Linked DNA regions of Homo sapiens: region 2 is linked to region 1. The links are chromatin contacts, found by Hi-C or POLR2A ChIA-PET in ENCODE. All regions are on one chromosome and are shown on one strand. The core of a region is the stretch at or near the end of the contact, and the rest is flanking DNA. Distances in the headings are between cores, read along the strand shown.

Region 1 (2,700 bases), core at 48-2,547:
GCTTTTTATTAGCAATTTAAGCTAGTAACAGTTCTGTAAAGGACTATTTTTTCCCATTTTATGAGTAAACAAACTCAAAGGTGTTCAATTATTTTCTAGAATGTGGCAGGGTCAGATATGAACTCAGATATGGCTCTAAAATATGTGATGGCTGATGTGTCACAAAACTGATGCCGCCAAGCTGTCTGTCATTTCATAATTTCTGCATAGTTGCTTTCATATTCATCCAAAAATGAAGATGCAGTTTACAAACTACTCAATCCTTCCTTTTTAACCATTTGTCTATTTGTACATCATTTATTCATAAATACTTAATATATGATTCCTGCATTTGGCACTGAGAATCAAGATAACTAATTACATCTTCATGACATCCAAGATCTCAGTTGAGAAAAATATAAAGATTTTTTAAAAGTTATTAAAAGAGCCTGATAAATGTATGTGATGTCAAAAGGTACACTGTGCTTTAGAAGCCCAGAAGAAAGGATAAACAAAGAGATAGAAGAATCTTCCCTAGGGAGACCCCAATTTTGCTGGGTTTGGAGGATGAATAAGAGTTCACCAGTATTTTCATCTTCCATTTCTTTCCTTTTAATAATTCAGTAGGCAAATAGACAAGTAAAAAATATATTTCACAAGTTATTTCTTCTTTATATAAAATTATAAATAGTTTTAATTGAATTTCCTTTGGTTATTCAAGGAATAGAAGAAAGACAACTTGTTCCAGAGAAAACTCTTTAGCATTTATCAGTATCAGTGGATAGTCAGGAAAAGAAGAGGGCACTTTATTCCTTTAGAGAAGGCTGGGGCCCCTGAGTCTAAGTCAGAGTTTTGGGGTTTTATTGTTTTTGATTTCTTTGTGGTTCCTTATAAGCACAGTTTGGTTTCCTCAATATTAGAGTTAGGACTAAGGAATGCATTATATCAAGAAGAGATAAGAAATGTATAGTTTACTTAACATAGTTGTATTTCGCTCTTTATGTTTCTTTTGCTCTGCTAACCATTTGCATAATGTTTCTTGTTATAAAAAGAAAAAGCCTTTTATGGATCTGCTAAATGCGAACTGCAAAAGATAAAGAGATGGTGTCTTTTTCAAGTCTTCCATGCTTTGTGGTGGGCTTTGCACTGTAGGTACATCATCATTGTAGGTTGATTCAACAGGAGATCCCAATCCAAGTGCCCTTCTTTCAGATTTCATTTTCATTCTCAGACAAGCTTACTCACTCTGCCACCTATTGGCAGAAGAAACATCCTCTGGTTGAGCTAATTCTAAGCACTCCAACCTCAACTTGGATGAAAATTTTTCACCAAAAAACTGATAGCACGATACATTATCTTCTCTACTACATGCATTATAAGTTAGGAGAAGAAAATGCTTGTGACTAGCTAATTCTGACAAAGCTTATTTGGTAAAGAAGGTTAAAATCATGGCAAAGGTGAGTTTTGCGTTTAAGGAATTAACATAGATTCCTTTGTGCATCGTACTGATAGTACTGTACTGAGCATCCGGACCTTGATTTATCCTTCAGAACATGATTCAGCCTCTGAGTCTTCATTTTCTTCTAGTTCAAAAAGGAACAAGAATATCTTCATTGCCCAACTCACAATGAGTTTAGGAGACAAATAAGATATGGATATGTGACCACAGAATGATTCATCCAGATGGATTTTCTCCCTTAATCTTCCTCACCTTTCTCCATCTGCCCTCTTGAAAAAAAAATCCTTTGAAATAGCTATTCAATTAATTTCTCTCATTTTTTATAGGAGACAACAGAGTCCCAGAAACGTAGTGATGATCCATGAGATGTGGATGAACTTGAGGAGACAAATCACAGATTTGGCCCTAATGCCTAGAACTAAGAAGTAGCTTAAAGAAACACAGCAGAACAACTGCAGCCCCTCACGTTTTTTTTTTATCTTTTTGTGGCTCTCAACACATTCTGAGCAATGATATGTGTGGTGTGTGTGTAACTGTGTCTCATATTCTACACAATGCATAATACAGAGTAGGCTCTTTATAATATTAAATGGGTGAGGTGGTGAATAAAATAACCTTACAGTGCAATACATCTACTATACAGATGGGTGGATTGAGGCCACAGAAGTCTCAGTGATTCATCTAGCATAAGAAGTAAATCAGAACTTGGGCTACAAGACACTTTGATGTTCTGATTATAGGCCTCTTTCACTTATCTCCTTTGCTCTCCTGTTCCACTGGGAACTCCAGATTGCCAAAGTCCTAAAGCAGATTGGCCTCTTCTGGTACCCTAAATTCTAAAGACTGTGATTCCTTTTCCTCCATAACTCAAGTGAGTCATGGGTGTTTCTGCTGGAATGAGAAGGGGCAGCAAGAGGGGGAAGTGGTAGGTATCACCCTCTATAATAGAAATTGGGAAGACATTAAGCACAGATACTGGCCAAACCTGCAAACAGCTGAGTGAGTTTGGTGTATTTGGGACCAAACACAGCAAACATGATGACATATGCAGGGCAGTGACCATGACTATCTTTGGTCTGGATAAATTGCGGCTCTGGAAAGGCAACACACTTGAATAGGAATTATTTGAAACAGTGCAGGTGTTTTACTGCAACATATTCTACCACAGGAAAGAAGTTTCAGGAGTATCTCTTTTTAATCATGGCCATATCACTCGTGTAAAATAAATGACTTTACCATATGTATAATGCTGGTGAGTGCTG
Region 2 (2,700 bases), core at 199-2,698, 270 kb before region 1:
AGAAATAACCCAAGAATAGGAACTAAGACTCACAAGCTTTAGCTTCAGCTCTGCCAATAATCAACTGTATGATGTAGGTGAGTTAGAACTTTGGGTTTGCAATGTTCCTCATCTGTGGAAATCTGTAAAAATGTCTTCACATTTTATTAAAAAGTCTATTGTTTTAAATTTTTCTCATCCATGTCTCAGCACCTGTTGACTCTTCTCTGCTATATCCTGCCTACAAAGAACTTTTTTTTTATTTTTAACTTCATTTTCATTGTTGACACTACTACAGATAGATAGAACATTTTTAAAGTGTTTCAGTTAACATAGTAAGAAGTAGAATTTAGTTTGACTTTATAAACTTGTAAAACTGGAATTATCTTTGGTAAATCCAAATCCTTATGTAATGTACACATTTATAAAAGAATACGTTTAACATTCATCAGGTATTTCTTGATCTATTTCTGTGATGGAATGCTCATTATTTTATATTTTTCTTTTGTTTGTATTTAAGAAAAATTTCCAAAAGTTTAATTTTTATAAATTTTATTAAATGTGTGTTAAAAATTCAAACACATTTATAATTAATGTATTTTATTAGCTTTTCTGTCCTTAAGCATTATAACAACCACCACTGTCTCTAATGGAATAGTTGACAGCTAATTTGATTTTCTAACTATTTATATGTTTATTTTCATTAAATACTTTAACTCCTTCTTCCAAATAATATTTTATATTAAGTAGGGTAAAAACTTTGAAATAATGATGCCACATTAATAAAATACTTATTTGAATGAAATATTTAAAAAATTAGAAAGGATTTGAGTACATTTGATACATTCAACATAATATGGGAGCTTGATAAAATATGAAATGCCAAAAATAAATTCGCTGTACCATTAAAGTTTTTCCAACTAGTTTTTCCTTTTAGCATAAACTTCTTCTTTCTAATAAAGAAATTTTATTCATATTCATTGGCCAATATCCCATGACAATGATCCATGTGCTAAATATAAGCTTTAATGGTTTGCGATGATGAAATTGTTTCCAGGTTCTACAACCTAAGAAAGGAGGTTTTATGAGAATTATCTAGGGTAATCAATAATTAAGGATTTTAGACTTTGGAAGAGATCTTAGTGTTTACCTTTTTCTTTTTATAGTTCAAGTAGGCAGTGAGATAAGGAGATTGTCTAAAACAACATAGCCATTAGGGTCAGTGACAGAACTGGAAGCCAGCTCTCTGAAATCCTGTTTCTCTTCTGTATTATCTATATGAGATAAGGGGCTTTATGGCAGGAGTCAACAAACTATAGTTTATAGACCAGATGCGGCCTGTATCTGTTTTTGCAAGTACAGTCATATGTTGCTTAATGATGGGAATACAATCGAGAAATGCATCATTAGGCGGTTTTGTCATTGTGTGAACATCATTAAGTGTACTTACGCAAACCTATAGAGGGTACAGCCTGCTACACACCTGGGTTATGTGGTACAGCCTATTGCTCCTAGGCTACAAACCTGTTCAGCATGTTACTCTTCTGAATACTGCAGACAATTGCAACAAAAAGTTAAGTATGTGTGTATCTAAACATGGAAAAGGTAGAGTAAAAATATGGTATAAAAGATATTAAAAAATGGTACATCTGTATAGAGTACTTACCATGAATGGAGCCTGTAGGAGAGGAAGTTGCTCTCGGTGAGTCAGTGAGTGAGTGGCGAGTGAATGTGAAGGCCTACGGCATGACTGTACTCTATTGTACACTTTATAAACACTGTGTACTTAGGCTACTCTATGTTTATAAAAAGAAATTTCTTCAATAATAAGCTAACCTCAGCTTACAGTAGCTTTTTTACTTTGTAAACTTTTTAGTTTTTTGAAACTTTTTGACTCTTTTGTACTAATACAGGTTAAAACACAAACACATGCAACTGCACAAAATATTTTCTTTATATTCATATTCTCTAAGCTTTTTTCTATTTTAAAAATATTTTATTGGCTGGGCACAGTGCTTCACACCTGTAATCCCAGCATTTTGGGAGGCTCAAGCAGGAGGATCACCTGAGGCCAGGAGTTCAAGACCAGCCTGGTCAACATGGTGAAACCTTATCTCAACTTAAAATACAAAAATTAGCCAGGTGTGGTGGCACACGCCTGTAATCCCAGCTACCTGGGAGGGTGAGGCAGGAGAATCACTGGAACCTGGGAAGTGAAGGCTGCAGTGAGCCCAGTTCGTGCTACTGCACCCCAGCCTGGGCGACAGAGTGAGACTCTGTCTCAAAAAATATATATATATATATATTTATTTTTTGAACTTTTTAACCTTTTTGTTAAATATGAGACACAAACACACACATTAGCCTAGGGCTACACATGTTCAGGATCATCAGTATCATAGTTTTTCATGTCCACATCTTATCCCACCAGAAGGTCTTCCACGCATAACGCACATAGAGCTACCATCTCCTATGATACCTTTTGAAGGATCGACTTGCAGCAGTTTTACAGTTAACTTTTTTTTTCCCTGTAACTAGAAGAAGTAAACTCTATAATAACAATAAAAATATAGTATAATAAATTCATAAACCATTTACATAGCCATTTGTTATCATCAAGTATTATGTACTGTACATAATTGTGTGTCCTATACTTTTTACAACTGGCAGCACAATGGGTTTGTTTATGTTGATGAAAAGAGTCAAACTCTGTAAAATATT

Evidence for each region. A loop is a pair of places that touch in the nucleus more often than their neighbours do. ChIA-PET counts read pairs that join two places held with the same protein, here RNA polymerase II (POLR2A). Pooled maps may share reads with other maps.
Region 2: a map of MCF 10A shows a loop between it and region 1 (2.4-fold over the local background). The contact joins two enhancer-like sites. A Hi-C loop is called at or near these places in 2 of 168 maps with a recorded cell type or tissue (GM12878 and MCF 10A), 1 of 37 single-sample maps with no recorded cell type and 4 of 50 pooled maps. POLR2A ChIA-PET finds 5 or more read pairs at or near these places in 1 of 52 experiments (MCF 10A).

What each region holds. Positions count from the first base shown.
Region 1 is chr10:90,147,213-90,149,912 of GRCh38, reverse strand. No RefSeq gene overlaps it. Among named protein-coding and RNA genes, the nearest start is that of LINC01375, 190 kb to the right of the region's middle. Within about 2 kb of position 1,297, at least 3 of the 41 ENCODE cell types and tissues checked have a DNase peak (open chromatin) inside an H3K27ac peak, as active enhancers do.
Region 2 is chr10:90,418,064-90,420,763 of GRCh38, reverse strand. All of the region lies in intron 3 of LINC02653 (long intergenic non-protein coding RNA 2653), which reads left to right. Among named protein-coding and RNA genes, the nearest start is that of LINC02653, 120 kb to the left of the region's middle. Within about 2 kb of position 1,448, at least 3 of the 41 ENCODE cell types and tissues checked have a DNase peak (open chromatin) inside an H3K27ac peak, as active enhancers do.